Regions from separate parts of the Homo sapiens genome. Here region 1 is linked to region 2. Evidence: chromatin loops called from intact Hi-C (ENCODE). Cell type or tissue: endothelial cell of umbilical vein. All regions are shown on one strand. Region 1 overlaps ELP2 (elongator acetyltransferase complex subunit 2). Region 2 overlaps RPRD1A (regulation of nuclear pre-mRNA domain containing 1A).

What was found. A loop is a pair of places that touch in the nucleus more often than their neighbours do. Peaks named below come from ENCODE experiments on the same cell type or tissue, not always from the same donor. Only the 100,000 strongest peaks of a DNase experiment are listed, where the experiment ranks them.
Region 1: a loop joins it to region 2, with 7 times the contacts of the local background. A loop is called at or near these places in 1 of 110 quality-filtered maps.

What each region holds. Positions count from the first base shown.
Region 1 is chr18:36,156,137-36,160,136 of GRCh38, forward strand. It overlaps ELP2 (elongator acetyltransferase complex subunit 2), which reads left to right. Exons shown (of 22, transcript NM_018255.4): 13 at 330-518; 14 at 2,699-2,768; 15 at 3,599-3,694; 16 at 3,822-3,879. Among named protein-coding and RNA genes, the nearest start is that of ELP2, 28 kb to the left of the region's middle. In endothelial cell of umbilical vein, no CTCF peak of the experiment used is centred here; a DNase peak (open chromatin) is centred at 2,385; H3K27ac peaks cover 2,410 bases.
Region 2 is chr18:36,033,126-36,037,125 of GRCh38, forward strand. RPRD1A (regulation of nuclear pre-mRNA domain containing 1A) reads right to left here. Exons shown (of 7, transcript NM_018170.5): 2 at 583-712. Among named protein-coding and RNA genes, the nearest start is that of RPRD1A, 32 kb to the right of the region's middle. In endothelial cell of umbilical vein, no CTCF peak of the experiment used is centred here; a DNase peak (open chromatin) is centred at 2,326.

The DNA.
Region 1 (4,000 bases), 120 kb after region 2:
GAACTGACTGTGGGTCAGTCCGTAAGAGCTAGTGAAGTTTGCCACTAACACTACTGCTTGAGTAACACGTGGTAGATTCAAATAAATAGAGTTGAGAACATTGGGAACAGCATCTATAGTCAACTGAAAAACAAGTCAAATGATTTTGAGTGATTTTTCTGTGGCTCTTGGTAATTTTTACCAATACTGCCCAGTTGTGGTTTATTCATGGATGAATATTTGCCCCATGGTTATATTTCCATTGTATAGTAAATAATTTTCATCTAATAATTTGCTTATTGAAAATTCAGCTTTTGAATGATCATTTTTGTTTATCCCGTTTTACCCAGGTGACTTGGCATGAAATTGCAAGGCCTCAGATACATGGGTATGACCTGAAATGTTTGGCAATGATTAATCGGTTTCAGTTTGTATCTGGAGCAGATGAAAAAGTTCTTCGGGTTTTTTCTGCACCTCGGAATTTTGTGGAAAATTTTTGTGCCATTACAGGACAATCACTGAATCATGTGCTCTGTAATGTGAGTATTTCTCTAAATATTTTACCTAAATCTAGTCACTTCATTTTAAATTTAAAAGGATTTTTGCCTTAGGCTTTAAATGGAATATATGGGTAGAAAGAAAGTAATATTGTTTCTTAATGTAAGATGTGACAAAGTTTTTGTGCACTGTGGGGTGTAATAATTTAAATACTAAAACTAGAAATTTTGTGTAGCAAATGAGCTCAAAATACTACAAAGCTGCATTAGTGTTCAATTGAGACATGAATATGATGTTTTATCACTGTGTTAGGTACCTAGAATAGAACAAAATAAAAGATGGATACTGTTTTCAAGGAGATTACCATCTAGCTGTATGGTAGGGGTAGAGGTAGGGGGCAGTGGAACTAATGTATCTGCAGTTGTTAGATGAGACCAGTTAATTGCTAAATCTTATGGTACTAAAGTAAATTTCATAGAAGGAAGAGGTCATTGTATTGGAATAACGAGAACATGTTTAATGGGACTTGATTTGGGTTTTGTAAGGGTAACTTTCTTTTTTATGTTTATACGCCCTTCTAAGAAAGATTTGAGCTACTTATAAAAGTACATGGATTATAAAAATTATGAAGTAATTTTGAAAGAAGGAAAATTAAGTAGGAAGATAGGTTACACAGAAGTGCATATTATACAGTCCTTCACTTAGAGTTGAGTCACGAATTTGGTTCTGAGCTCAAAAAGGATAAGTACCCTTTTGATAGGCAAAAAGAAGGGGAGAGAGAGGGAGAGAGCAAAGGGAAGAGAGAGAGAGCAAAGGGGAGGCCAGAGCTATTGTGGTACCTGTTGGACTGAAGACTGGATAGAAGTGGGGAGAATGGGGAAAGTCCATGGTGGAAGACTTGGGAGGCAGGCACAGTCTGACTGTGGGGTGCTGTTGGAGGCTCCTACACAAAGAGTGATGAAAAGGATTTTGGAAGAGAGTTATCTGGAAGCCAAGAGACTCTGAAAGCAGTGAAACTAGCACCAGTGTGAGTAAGACTGGAGAAGAAAATGGAATTCATTAGAAATGAAGTAGCCAACTAAATTTCCTGGAATGTATACTCAGCACCTCATGCTACAGGCTTTCTTGATTATGTGAAGAGGATTTAAGATTCTGTTATGCTTGTTTCTAATAATAATGGACAATAGGAACAAGATCAAAAGGGAAGCCTTAATTGTGGTTATTATGTAGAGCTAAGCGTATGGAGGTGGAGGGACAGCTAGTTTCAGGATCTCTTCAGTTCTAGGAATTGAAATGGGGTTTTACGATTCCATGAGAGGCTTAGTCCCAGTTGTACACTTAGTTCTGTGTCCTAAGATACAGGGATCCTGTAGAGTAGCGAGCTGCTTGCTCTCGTTTGGGTTTTGCTCCCATACTAAGTGTTGGGATAGGTATGTAGGAATGCCTCTTACTGTTCTTTTCCATGTTAGTTTTTCTTTGTTTCTGAGATAAAGCATACTGTTTCTTGTGTCCCAGGTAGCCATTTTTGATGGTTTTAAATTCTTACTATTCATGTTTGTGTCTAGTTTCAGCTTCTGTGTTAAAGTCTAAGTTGTACAGAACACTCTTAGCAAATGAGCATGTGCCAGTTTTGATGGTTAGCATATATTTTCACATGTAATAATTTGATTGATATAAATTGCAAAATCTAAGCAGATATTGCCTTTTCAAATGACACTCATACGAAGTTTTAAAATACTCAGTTAGTTAGGTATGTTTAATGAAAATACTATGACTAATGCTGTAACTGTTCCCTTCTGGGAAGCATCTGTGTTTATATGAGCATCATCAGGGGATGTGCCTGTGAGATTATCTTGGAAGTAGAGCTCTGGGCCTTCCATTTTCAGCTCACTGCATTTCCTGTCAGACCCTGAAACCCATTGAAATGTTATGGTTCGATGAGGTCCCTTTATGGATGAGAGGATGCCCGACTTTATGGATTGCATGGGAGTTGGAGGCCTGGTAGGGCTTGTCTGTTGGAGAGTGATTGCTTAGCATTGCATTGTTGGTTCAGGAAGTGAAAGTACGGGTAGACATCCACACAAGATGGTCTTTAAACTGTTTCTCAGCATTTATGAGCGTGACTTTTTTGTAGTGCCTGAAGTAACAGTAACTTTTAGTTTTAAAATTAGCAAATAAAACTTTAGCATTTATAACTTAGATATTATATTTTCTATTCTAGCAAGATAGTGATCTTCCAGAAGGAGCCACTGTCCCTGCATTGGGATTATCAAATAAAGCTGTCTTTCAGGGTAAGGCTTTTGTCTTCAAAATTATTAAACCCATAGTGGTACTTAAACCCCAGTCATACACTTGTGTAATGTCTACCTAATGTTTGTTACAGCTGATTTTTTTTTTAAATCACAGTATATCTTTTCTATCACCTATTTCGTGATAAGTACTCTTTGTACACACTCAGACCACTGAAGTAGATGCAGTTTTCACAAAGCATGTTTTTTCCCTTTTTTTTTTTTTTTTGAGACAGAGTCTTGCTCTGTCACCCAGGCTGGAGTGCAGTGGCGCGATCTCAGCTCACTGCAACCTCTGCCTCCTGGCTTCAAGCAATTCTCCTGCCTCAGCCTCCCAAATAGCTGGGACTACAGGCATGTGCTACCATGCCCAGCTAATTTTTGTATTTTTAGTAGAGACAGGGTTTCACCATGTTGGCCAGAGTGGTCTGGAACTCCTGACCTCAGGTGATCCACCTGCCTTGGCCTCCCAAACTGCTGTTATTACAGGTGTGAGCCACCACGCCCTGCCACAAAGTATGTGTTTTGGTGTTAGAACTACAGATGAGAATGTGGGTAACCTGAAGAGTTGGTTGTGTAGTTTTAAAAGTTTGGAGACTGTTAGATCAAAGAAAATGGAAAGAACCTTTATGGAGTTGATTAATGCTGCCAGGAGCATGTTTGGAAAATACTGGAGTAATGGAAATACTCTTGCCTTTGGAATCACATGGACACAGCTGTGAATTGCACCACTTTGAATTACCACTGCTTTCTATGTGGTGGCCTTAATATTGAGACAAGTGAAGGAGATATAAAAATAGTGACTATATTCTTGATGTGTTTCTTCAAACTAGGAGATATAGCTTCTCAGCCTTCTGATGAAGAGGAGCTGTTAACTAGTACTGGTTTTGAGTATCAGCAGGTGGCCTTTCAGCCCTCCATACTTACTGGTAAGATGTGACAAAGACAATTTAATAAATCGCTAGAACACACAGTATGTTATCTATTGCTGCTGACCTAAATAAGTGCTATAGAATTCACTTTTACATAGAAAAAAATAGCTTCAATTTATTCTAGAGCCTCCCACTGAGGATCATCTTCTGCAGAATACTTTGTGGCCTGAAGTTCAAAAACTGTAAGTTAAACTGTATTTAGCTCTTTGGTCTGATTCTGTCGTAACTTCTGACTTTTCCTCCCCACCCCACAATCTGATGTCTCCTTTTTCTTCCTTCTACCTACCTTTTTCCTCCTCTTCT
Region 2 (4,000 bases):
ACCTTGTCTCTACTAAAAACACAAAAATTAGCCAGGCATGGTGGCAGGCACCTGTAATTCCAGCTACTTGCGAGGCTGAAGTAGGAGAATCGCTTGAACCCAAGCGGCAGAGGTTGCAGTGAGCCAAGATCGCACCACTGTACTCCAGCCTGGGTGAGAGTGAGACTCTGTCTCAAAAAAAAAAAAAAAAAAAAAAAAAAGAATAGAAACAGTACTAAGTGTATATGGAAATATTTGTTACAAGACTGATAGCTTTATAAACACACAAATTTTTACTTCAATACCTTCATTCATTTTTAATGAAGTTCATTCCAATATAGCAGTTGGTTCTGGTCTCTTAAAGGAAAGCTGTAATTCAAGTACTCCAAAGGCCCACCTTAGCAACAGTTCAAAAAATATTTTTCCTTCAGAGAAGGCATTTAATACATTTATAAATGCCATGTAGAGGGAAGTCTTTTCAAATAAAAGCATCAAAAAACTATATTCCCTACTTTTTATTTTAATAGTTTAAGGCAAATTTTAGCAAAAGGACATATGGTACATTTAAAACAGATTACCTAATACCCAAAACTATGATCATACCTTGAAACATGCTTAAAAGCCTCCACTATAACTGGTGCAAAATCTTTTGTAAACTCTGGCCCCTTCCTCTTGCTGTTCTGTATGACATCATTGGCTAGGTAGAGAAAAGTAAGCTTCCTGTTTGGTTTGGCTGAAAAATAAGAAAAAGTTAAAAATCTACTTAAAACATCTTTACTTGGACAAACTTTCTCAATACCTAAATTAAGCATTTTGAGAACTAAAATAACCCTACTAACCTTTATGTATCATTTCAACCCTAGTCTCTCATTTTACTACCAAACTAACCAGTCACTGCTGCTAAAATCGCCAGAACTAATGTCTATGTAAAAATGCATCTCGGTGACTCTATCCTGTATTAAATTTTAGTAAAACCATTACAAACTATATGAAATATAGTCATTTAAAATAAGATGGTGATTGCTCATGTTATTAAGATGGCACCCTAAATCCTACATTGAATTTAGGATTGTTTTAATAGACATGTTAATTCGAAATCATTATTAAGCTATTGTGAAACAACAGAAGAGCATGAAATGTAAAACAGGTTGAAAGAGATGTCCCTTCAATCAATTACTATTTTTTGTTTATGCAATAAATATTTGCCAAGCTAATAGATTAACTGCTAGGGAGAGTAAATGGGAAAAGTTTAGATGTTTCTGTCTTTAGATTACATGGCCATAAATTTTAAACTGAATTCATTATGACAAAAATATTCCCCTACTCACTATGCTCTGTGGGTGTAGTCATTTCTCTAAGGAAATAGACAAGATTTCAACAGTTGTGGGCCACAGTACATTTTTACTGGTTACAATGTTAAATAGCATACTACTACTGAATATGACTCAAATAAGATTATACATAAGGAAAACAGTGTTGAACATAATATTTTATACTATTCTTATATTTTACTAGAATTAAATTTGAATCACTCAATGTAGTACAGTTATATTCAGAAGCATCATACCTTGTGGCATCCATAGTACAGTGGTGTAGGAAACTTATGGTCAGGACCAATTATGCAGTATCCTATTGATGTGGGCTATCTTATTGGATTTAAGACAAAAATCTTGATCAGGCTACATGTGGTCCTCTAGATGTTAAGTATTCAATTTACAAATTTAAGCATTTGACATATTAAAAAGTCACCTCTGAGTTCACATCATTCTCGAGGAGCAACCAGAAGCCCAACCTTCTCATATACTAAGTCACAACTGATCAAACTTTACAAACCTGTGCCATGCCACTGTATAACCTGGTTTGTCTGTTTAAATTGCTGTCTACCACTTTTCATGATTTTGCAAGTTGCTGGCATGGAATAAAAATAAGAAGAGATGGCTATAACAGAGACCAGCTTCTGGTTTTCAGGCTCCTTGTCTGGTTAGATAAACCACAGTGTACAACTGGTTAAGATATCGGGACCCTATCCTAACATTCAGTCCTGTCTCTTTTGTACCCATCCTTGCCCTCTCAATCCCACCCACAAAATAGATTGGTATTGTTCAATCCAGATTTTTGCCTTCCCAGTGTCAAATGAGTTTAGAAACTCAAATTTGTATTATCTAATTGGGAGATTGCCTGCATCACTTTTGAATGGGTACCTGAACAAACAATCCTTTCACTGCACTTTTACTATGTGCTACACACTATTCCAAGCACTTTACATACATTATCTCAATCCTAACAATATGTCTCTATTTGGCAGCTGAACAAACAAAGCCAAAAACATTATTTGCCCTCAGGGAAATAATGAGGAAGAGATAAGCCAGGATTGGAATCCAAAAAGTCCAACAGCCAAGCAAATCCCTCTTAACAACTAGACCATGCTTCCTGTCATAATTAAAAGGGCATGTTAATCTTTGAGACTCAAAAGTAGCAACTGAAAAGAAGAAAAAGATAAAACAATGCAAAACAAAAAGTAGCAACTGAAATAAAAATATTTTACAATGTTAGCAGCATTATTCACAATAGCCAAGAGTTAAGAGCAACCTAACCCACTGATCAATGAATAAACAAAATGTGAATTATATATTCAATAAAGTATTATTCAGCCTTATAGAAGAAGGAAATGTTGACGCATGTTACAACATGGATGAATCTCCAGGACATCATGCCAGGTGAAATAATCGAGTCATGAAAAAAGACAAACCACTGTATGATTCTACTTATTGGAGGTACTCAAATTCATAGAAAAAAAGAGTAGAAGGATAGTTGCCAAAGGCTGTGGGAATGGGAGGAGAATAGGAAATTATTCATGGGTACAGAGTCTCAGTTTTGCAAAATGAACAGTTCTGGAAACTGGCTACACAACAATGTACTTAACACTACTGGACTGTACACGGAAAAAATGAAGATGGTAAATAATATTTATTACCACAAAAACAAAAAAAATGTTTTTGTTTTTTTTGTTTGAGACAAGTTCTGTCTCCCAGACTAAAGGCTCACTGCAGCCTCGACCTCCTGGGCTCTAGCAATCCTCCTGCCTCAGCTTCCAAGTAGCTGGAACCACAGGCACACGCCACCATGCCTGGCTAATTTTTTAAATTTTTTGTAGAGATAAGGTCTTACTTTGTTGCCCAGGCTGGTCTTGAACTCCTGAGCTCAAGTGACCCTCCCACCTAGGCCTCCCAAAGTGCTGGGATTACTGGTGTGAGCCACTGTGCCTGGCCCTAGAATGTTTTTTAAATTCATGGGTTATATCAATCTCTCAAAGAATTCAGAATTGCTTTTACAATATACACTAAAATAAAAATTTACAAGATTTAAAAATATATTTACCAGTGTTTTCCAAAGGACAAATTCCATATGAGGTGATTGAGCATGGGGTCCAAATACCAAGATACTATTTTCACTTTTATCTTTGTAGGACCAAGCAAAAATATGAAAAATACCCAGCAATCATCACAACTTATGCCCTTCCCTAAATTTTCAGGGAAAGAAATTTACTTCCATTTAAAATTATGTGTCCCTATACATACAGCAAATAATTAATGGCGGTAATCACAGCAAGCAATCCAAGAAAATCACACAAAAAATTTCCAAATGAATTTTGATATTTTTAAAAATAACAGAGCCATAAATTGTTATTAAAAGAGAAACAGTTAACAGAAAGGGAAAACAAACCATGTCATAATTCCACAAAGAAATGCCACTGTTGGCAACAAAGAATGTAAGACTAAGTGACAGGTCTGACTTAGTTAATTCCTATGTTTCTGTTGCTCATGGGGTTCTTTCCAAAAACACCGGTTTTCCAAACCGTCCATTCAATTTAAATAGCATTTATTATTTTAATGTTTGCCATGTACCAGGGACCACGCTAAGTACAGACTAAAATTAACGTTTCCTGTTCAATCAGGAGTTTGCAAGTTCCATACAAATTGGCAGATGATAGGTCACATCACTAAAATGTTACTTTTTTTTT